Linked DNA regions of Homo sapiens: region 1 is linked to region 2. Evidence: chromatin contacts called from ENCODE Hi-C or POLR2A ChIA-PET data. All regions are on one chromosome and are shown on one strand. Each heading gives the region's core, a stretch centred on a gene start or an enhancer-like site at or near the end of the contact. The rest is flanking DNA. Distances are from core to core; before and after follow the strand shown. Region 1 overlaps MMP24-AS1-EDEM2 (MMP24-AS1-EDEM2 readthrough). Region 2 has its middle 4.2 kb from the start of TRPC4AP.

The links. Hi-C counts contacts between places; a loop is a spot of excess contacts on that map. ChIA-PET counts read pairs that join two places held with the same protein, here RNA polymerase II (POLR2A). Pooled maps may share reads with other maps.
Region 1: a loop to region 2 is called in a map of Caco-2, with 10 times the contacts of the local background. The contact joins two enhancer-like sites. A Hi-C loop is called at or near these places in 5 of 168 maps with a recorded cell type or tissue (Caco-2, Right ventricle myocardium inferior, endothelial cell of umbilical vein and 2 more) and 8 of 50 pooled maps. POLR2A ChIA-PET finds 5 or more read pairs at or near these places in 13 of 52 experiments (BJ, Caco-2, H1 and 10 more).

Annotation. Positions count from the first base shown.
Region 1 is chr20:35,127,018-35,131,529 of GRCh38, forward strand. The region is part of intron 11 of MMP24-AS1-EDEM2 (MMP24-AS1-EDEM2 readthrough); the gene reads right to left. All of the region lies in intron 7 of EDEM2 (ER degradation enhancing alpha-mannosidase like protein 2), which reads right to left. Among named protein-coding and RNA genes, the nearest start is that of EDEM2, 18 kb to the right of the region's middle. Within about 2 kb of position 2,839, at least 3 of the 41 ENCODE cell types and tissues checked have a DNase peak (open chromatin) inside an H3K27ac peak, as active enhancers do.
Region 2 is chr20:35,094,808-35,099,150 of GRCh38, forward strand. No RefSeq gene overlaps it. Among named protein-coding and RNA genes, the nearest start is that of TRPC4AP, 4.2 kb to the left of the region's middle. RefSeq lists a silencer at 1,535-1,664. Within about 2 kb of position 1,569, at least 3 of the 41 ENCODE cell types and tissues checked have a DNase peak (open chromatin) inside an H3K27ac peak, as active enhancers do.

The sequences.
Region 1 (4,512 bases), core at 1,589-4,088, 33 kb after region 2:
TGGTGGGAGATAATTGAATCATGGGGGCCGTTTCCCCCATACTGTTCTCATGGTAGTGAATAAGTCTCACAAGATCTGATGGTTTTATAAGAGGTTTCCCCTTTCACTTGGCTCTCATTCTCTCTTGCCTGCACCATGTAAGATGTGCCTTTCGCCTTCCGCCACGATTGTGAGGCCTCCCCAGCCATGTGGAACTGTGAGTCCATTAAACCTCTTTTTCTTTATAAATTACCCAGTCTTGAGTACGTCTTTATCAGCAGTGAAAATGGTCTAATACAGTAATGTTAGGTATCTGTGGAATTTTTCAGTCATTTATTTATACCACAAACATTCGCTAAGCACCTACTAGGTTCCAGGCTCCTATGAGTTTGTAAACAAGACAAAATCCAGCCTTCAGAGAACTTACATTCTAGTAGGAACTTGAATTTATCCCTCATATCTCTCCCCTAGATTGTAAATCCATGAGGCCTGGGACTTTGTTTTGTCTACTGCAGAATCCCCCACACTAGTACAATGAGCAATAAACATTTTCTGAATGAACAAAGTACCAAATATACATGCAAATAAATAAGATAATCTCAAACAGGAGTTGTAAGGATTATATGAAACAGTCCATGTTCAGAGCTTGGCACAATGCTTGGTACATCCGTGGTATTCAATAAATATTTGTTGAATAAATGAGTAAAGTAGTCCCCCCTTATGTGAGGAGAATACGTTCCAAGACCCTCAGTGGATGTCTGAAACCATGGATAGTACTAAATAAACTCTATATACAGTCATGTGCCATATAACAACATGTTGGTCAACACTGAACTGTAGAGATGGTGGTCCTATAAAATTATAATAGAGGTGAAAAATCACCACAGCCTAAAGATATCACAGCTGTTGTAATTTTATAATGCAATGCATTACTTACTTGTTTGTGGTGATACTGGTGTAAACACACCTACTGTGCTGCCAGTCATAAAAGTATAACACATACAATTATGTATAGTACGTGATATTTAATAAACAACCATTTACGCGTTTATGTATTTACTATATTATTATCATTAGATAACTCCTTCCTCTTATATAAAAAAAGTCGGCTGGGCGTGGTGGCTCACACCTGTAATCCCAGCACTTTGGGAGGGCGAGGTGGGCGGATCACGAGGTCAGTGTTAGACCATCCTGCCTAACACGGTGAAACCCCATCTCTACTAAAAATACAAAAAAATTAGCTGGGTGTGGTGGCGGGCGCCTGTAATCCCAGCTACTCGGGAGGCTGAGGCAGGAGAATGGCGTGAATCCGGGAGGTGGAGTTTGTAGTGAGCGGAGATCACACCACTGCACTCCAGCCTGGGCAACAGAGCAAGACTCTGTCTCCAAAAAAAATAAAAACAAAAACAAAAATTAGCTGGGCGTAGTGGTGGGTGCCTATAATCCCAGCTGCTCAGGAGGCTAAGACAGGAAAATCACAGGAGAATTGAACCTGGGAGGCGGAGGTTGCAGTGAGCCGAGATGGTGCCACTGCACTCCAGCCTGGGCAACATAAGCAAAACTCTGTCTAAAAAAAAAAAAAAAATGAAACAGCTTCAGGCAGGTCCTTCAAGGAATTCCAGAAGGCATTGTTATCAATCATCTGAGATAACAACAGTTCTGTGAGTGTTACTGCCCCCAAAGACCTTCTAGCAGGATAACATGGGGAAGTGGAAGACAGTGATATTGATGATACTGACCCTAGGCCTAGGCTAATGTGTGTTTGTAGCTTAGTTTTTAACAAAAAAGTCTAAAAGGTGAAAACAAAATAAAAAACTAAAAACAGAAAAAAACTTAGAGAATAAGGATATAAATAAAATATTTCTGTATAGCTGTACAATGTGTTTTAAGCTAAGCATTATTACAAATGAGTCAAAAAGTTTTTTAAAATTTTAAAGTTCATAAAGTAAAAAAGTTACAGTAAGCTAACGTTAATTTATTATTGGAGGCCAGGCATGGTGGCTCACGCCTCTAATCCCAGCACTTTGGGAGGCCAAGGTGGGTGGAGATCACCTGAGATCAGGAGTTTGAGACCAGCCTGGCCAACATGGTGAAAACCCATCCATCTCTACTAAAAATACAAAAATTAGGCCAGGCACGGTGGCTCACGCCTGTAATCCTAGCACTTTGGGAGGCCGAGGCGGGTGGATTGCCTGAGCTCAGGAGTTCAAGACCAGCCCGGGCAACACAGTGAAACCCCATCTCTACTAAAATACAAAAAATTAGCTGGGCATGGCAGCGTGCACCTGTAATCCCAGCTACTCGGGAGGCTGAGGAAGGAGAATTGCTAGAACCCGGGAGGCAGAGGTTGCAGCGAGCCGATATTGCACCACTGTACTCCAGCCTGGGCAACAGAGTGAGACTCTGTCTTTAAAGAAAAAAAAAATCAGCCAGGCATGGTGGTGGGCGCCTGTAATCCCAGCTACTCAGGAGGCTGAGGCAGGAGAATCACTTGAACTGGGGAAGCAGAGGTTGCAGTAAACCAAGATCATGCCACTGCACTCCAGCCTGGGCAACAGAGCAAGACTCTATCTCAAAAAAAAAAAAAAAATTTATTACTGGAGAAAGAAAAAAAAATTTAAATAAATTTAGTATAGCCTAAGTGTACAGTATTTATAAAGTTTACAATAGTGTAATGTCCTAGACCTTGACATTCACTCACCACTCACTGACTCACCCAGAGCAACTTCCTGTCCTGTGAACTTCATTCATGTGCCCTTTTATACTGTATTTGTACTGTACTTTTTCTATGTTTATATACATACTTACCATTCTATTACAATTGTCTATAGTATTCAGTAGAGTAACATGCTGTACAGGTTTGTAGCCTAGGAGCAATAGGCTACACCATATAGCCTAGGTGTGTAGTTGGCTATACCATCTAGGTTTGCTTAAGTACACCCTATGATGTTTGCACAATGATGAAATCACCTAACGATGCAATTCTCAGACTATATCCCTGTCATTAAGCAATGCGTGACTACTGTTTTCCTATACATACACATCTATGAGAATTCTTAATTCATTAAATTTTTAAAAATTTTTATTTTTGAGACAGGGTCTTACTCTGTCACCCAGGCTGAAATGCAGTGGTATGATCACGGTTCACTGCACCCTTGACCTCCCAGGGTCAAGCAATCCTTCACCTTGGCCTCCCAAGTAGTGGGGACTACAGGCACGCACCATCATGCCCAGCAAATTTTTTTTTATTTTTTGTAGAGACGAGGTCTCACCATGTTGCCCAGGCTGATCTTGAACTTCTGGGGTCAAGCAATTCTCTCGCCTCAGCTTCCCAAAGCACTGGGATTAAAGGCATGAGCCACTGTGCCTAGCCGAAAAAGTTTAATTTATAAATTAGGCATGGGAAGAGATTAACAACAATAACTAATAATAAAGCAGAACAAGTATAACAATATATGTTATAGAAGTTATGTGAATTTGTCTTTTTGGTAAGAGACAGGAAAAAAAGAAATTATGTAAATTTAGTGCCTCAAAATATCTTTGTTTTTTTAGAGAGGGGGTCTTACTATATTGCCCAGGCTGGTCTCAAACTCCTGGCCTCAAACAATCCTCACTTCCAAAAAACTGGGACTACAGGCGTGAGCCACTGCACCCAGCCTCAAAATATCGTATCTGACTGTACTCACCTATTTTCAGACTGCAGTTGACCATGGATAACTGAAACCATGGAAATCAAAACTGTGGATAACGGGGGACTACTGTAGCTATAATAATAATAGTAATTAGGTGCTCAACAATTCCTCAAGATTGCTAGTGTCTAAGGGCCTGGCGGGTAAGATGTATTTATTCAACAGGTATTAATCTATTACCTACCACATGTAAAGCACTGTGGGGAACATAAGATGAGTAAGGCATGGATTCTGCATTCAATTTGTAGAGCTGTAACTGTTGATGAGAGCTAACTGCAAGAAAGATGCTGAAGGTCCCAAATTCTGTAGAAGGATCAAGCTACTTCCTGGGCAAGGCGACATTTAAGTTAGGCTTTGAAGGGTGAAAAGAATTTGGACATAGGAAGACAGGAAAAAAGACATTCTAGGCAAAGAAGATGCCATGTGCAATGGCCAGGAGATAAGAAATCCAGGGCTACATACACAGAATGCAGCACGCTTCAGTTGGCTTTTGCAAGAAGGCATCAAGTGCTGTAGTGGGCATGAAGTGGGCAGTGTAAGTCCATAGTGACTCTGAATTCAGAACTGATTCTGCAGGCACTCAGGCCAGGCGTGGTGGCTCACACCTGTGATCCCAACACTTTGGGAGGCCAAGGCGGGCAGATCACCTGAGGTCCGGAGTTTGAGACCAGCCTGGCCAACATGGTGAAACCCCGTTTCTACTAAAAATACAAAAATTAGCTGGATGTGATGGTGTGCGCCTGTAGTCCACACCATCACATGCCCAGCTACTCAGGAGGCTGAGGCATGAGAATCACTTGAACCTGGGAGGCAGAGGTTGCAGTGAGCCTAGATTGTGCCACTG
Region 2 (4,343 bases), core at 319-2,818:
AAGTCAGAGCTAACATTCTTTTCTGCAGATCCCAAATTTTTAGACAAAGCTTTACCTCCTTAACCAATTACAAGTCAGAAAATCTTTGAATCCACTTGTGGGCCCCTGGTTGGAGATGTCCTGTCTTTTTAGGTGGAACCAATATACAGCCCCTATGTATTGATTTATGACTTCGCCTGTGGCCTCTGCCCTCCTGCCATTAAAAACCTGTAAGCCGGCTGGGCGCGGTGGCTCACACCTATAATCCCAGCACTTTGGGTGGCCGAGGCAGGTGGATCACCTGAGGTCAGGAGTTCGAGACCAGCCTGACCAAAACGGCAAAACCCCGTCTCTACTAAAGATACAAAAATTAGCCAGGCATGGTGGCACGTGCCTGTAATCCCAGCTACTCGGGAAGCTGAGGCAGGAGAATCGCTTGAACCCAGGAGGCAGAGGTTGCAGTGAGCTGAGATTGCACCACTGCACTCCAGCCTGGGCGACAGAGCAAGACTCTGTCTCAAAAAAATAAAATAAAACCCCTGTAAGCCATAAGGGAGTTCAGGTCTTAAGCATAAGCTGTTTGATTCTCCTCGCTTGGCACCCTGCAGCAAGTGCAATAATAAATGCCTCACTTTCTCTTGCTGTAATCCCAATGTCAGTGGCTTTGCTGCACCAGGTAAGCAGCCCTCACTTTGGTTCAATAACAATACTTTTCATAACTTTTTGCACCAGCTATGTATCATTTCTAGATTCAAGAAAAAAAAGTCTTCTAATATGTGAAATTAACTTTAAAAAGACATAAAAAGAAAAGGCATTTCCAGGGATACAAACAGGGCATTGGTGAGCTGTCCGGGCAGCAGCCAGCCTTACCAGGGAATCCACAGCCCAGGGATTCCACCCAGAGCTCTTCCTGAGGCATATGGTGATGGATATTCTCACCCTTGTCGCGGTGAGGAGACAGGATCCTGACTAATTTCACAGTTCACATGGCCCTCCAGGTTTCCCTTGGCACTCATCATGCTAGGGACAAATCTTCCCACCTCAGCTTTGACCCAACTGCAAATGTCACTTTCCATTCCTCAGTTCCTATCTTTGTCAGTCTAGCCTGGCCCAGGCATTCACCAAAGCTGGGTATTCACTGGGTCAAAAATGACAACCTCAAATTCAGTCCTTACAGATACCATGTGACCATGAAGTAAGGGGACATGTTTCCAGAAACCTCTGTGGAAAGACACTCTTTTCCACTTCACCTCTGCTCTGCCAGCCTTTTCCGTAGAAACTAGCTGAGGCTAGGCGCGGTGGCTCAGGCCTGTAATCCCAGCACTTTTGGAGGCCGAGGCGGGCAGATCACGAGGTCAGGAGTTCGAGACCAGCCTGGTCAATATGGTGAAACCCCGTCTCTACCAAAAACACAAAAATTAGCTGGGCGGGGTGAAGCGCGCCTGTAGTCCCAGCTGCCCTGGAGGCTGAGGCAGGAGAATTGCTTGAACCCGGGAGGCGGAGTTTGCAGTGAGCCGAGATCGCGCCACTGCACTCCAGCCTGGGCCACAGAGCAAGACTCTGTCTCAAAAAAAAAAAAAAAAAGCTGAGTGTCTCTCACCACCAGAGGGCGAAGTACCTCTCCCACCAGAGGTCTGTTGATGTCAATTTTAATCAGCACTAGAAAAAAAATGAAGCTCCCAAACTGGCTAATTTTTTTTCCACCGTAATCCCAAATGGCTTAACCAAACATGATGATGCTATTCAGAGAACATTAACTCTTGTAAATAAATCGCCAAACTCATCTCAATTGGGCAGACAGATTTTCTGGGACTTTTTTTTTTTTTTTTTTTTTTGAAGTCTTGCTCTGTGGCCCAGCCTGGAGTACAGTGGTGTGATTATAGCTCACTGCAGCCGCCAAGCTCCTGGGCTCAAGCAATCCTCCCGCTTCAGCCTCCCAAAGTGCTGGGATTACAGGCATGAGTCATGGCACCCTGCCAAGAAGTCACTTTAATCAAAGCAACTGGCACTGTTATATCAGGCCATGGTAACAGCTGTCCCATGCAACTATGCATTGTCCTGTGGTGTCATTTTTTACAGTGATTTTTTTTTACATTACATTTCTAATGTACAACCTCTCCATGATTTGTCTTTTAAATGTTTGTTAAGTACTATCTTATGTGCCAGGCACTGTTATAGGTGCTGTGGATATTGTGCTAAATAAAATAAACAAAATTTCCTGCCCTCATGGGGCTTATACTTCTGGGTAAGATCTACCCTTTATTGAGCACTTACCATTGGCCAAGCACTTTCTTTGCACTATCTTATTATTCTCGCAGCATTTTTGGGGAAGTTTTTCAAATCTACAGAAAGTTAAAAGATACACCATTAACACTCATATACCCTTTGCTTAGACTTGTCAGCTACTAAAACTATATTTTATCTTTCTCTCTGTGTATATATACACATATATGTACATATATGTGTATATATACATATACATATATACACATATGTACATATATGTGTATATATACATATACATATATACACACGTGTATATATACATATACATATATACACACGTGTGTATATACATATACATATATACACACGTGTGTATATACATATACATATGTACACACGTGTGTATATATACATATGTACACACGTGTGTATATATACATATGTACACACGTGTGTATATATACATATGTACACACGTGTGTATATATACATATGTACACACGTGTGTATATATACATATGTACACACGTGTGTATATATACATATGTACACACGTGTGTATATATACATATACACACGTGTGTATATATACATATACACACGTGTGTATATATACATATACACACGTGTGTATATATACATATACACACGTGTGTATATATACATATATACACGTGTGCCTATATACATATATACATGTGTGCCTATATACATATATACATATATGTGTATATATACATATATACATATGTGTATATATACATACACATATATACATATACGTACATATGTGTATATATACATATACATACATATATATGTGTATATATACATATATACACATACATATATGTATATATACATATATGTATATATACAGCTCTTTCCATATATGTATCTCTCTCTATACTTCATTTATACGTAGAGAGGGTTTGTGTTAGTTTTGCTAAACATTTTTTTTTTTTTAGACAGGGTCTCGCTCTGTTGCCCAGGCTGGAGTGCAGTGGCACGATCATAGCTCACTGTAGCCTTGGGCTCCTGGGCTCAAGGGATCCTCCCATCTCAGCCTCTCAAAGTGTTGGGATTACAGATGTGAGCCACTGCACCCATCCTGCTAAGCCATTTTTTGCTAAACCATTTGAAAGTAAATTGTAGATATTATGACACTTCACCTGCATATTTTAGAATGTATCTCCTAAGATCAAGGACATGCTCCTAAAAACTATGATACCATCACACCCAAGAAATTTAATATTGATACAATTTATCTTTTTTTAAATTTATTTATTTAAGACAGGGTTTCACTCTTTTTGCCCAGGCTGGAGTGCAATGGCACAATCTCAGCTCACCACAACCTCTGCCTCCTGGGTTCAAGCTATTGTTCTACCTCAGCCTCCCAAGTAGCTGGGATTACAGGCATGCGCCACCACACCTGGCTAATTTTGTATTTTCAGTAGAGATGGGGTTTCTCCATGTTGGTCAGGCTGGTCTCAAACTCCTGACCTCAGGTGATCCGCCTGCTTTGGCCTCCCAAAGTGCTGGGATTACAGGCATGAACCACCATGCCCAGGCTTTTTTTCTTTTTTGACATGGAGTCTTGCTTTGTAGCCCAGGCTGGAACACAGTGGTGTGATCTCGGCTTACCACAACCTCTGCCTCCCAGGTTCAAGCGATTCTCTTGCCTCAGCCTCACGAGTAGCTGAGATTACAGGCACCCACCACCACACCCAGCTGACTTTTGTATTTTTAGTAGAGATGGGGTTTCACCATGTTGGCCAGGCTGGTCTCGAACTCCTGACCTCAAGTGATCTGCCCACCTTGGCCTCTCAAACTGCTGGGATTACAGGCATGAGCCACCATGCCTGGCCATTATTTATCTTATAATCCATATTCAAATATCTGCAATTACCCCCCAAATGTCCCTTACAGTCTCTTCCCCCCAGTCCAGAGTTCAGTAAAGGATCATGCATACATTTGAAAGCTATGTCTTGTCACTGTCTTTTAATCTAGAAGAGTCCCTCATCTCTTTTGTCCTTTCGGGATATTGACAGTTTTGGGGTCCGGGCCAGTTGTACTGAATACCCTGACATCTGGATCTGCTTTATTGTTTTCTCATGATTTGGTTAGGATTAAGCTTT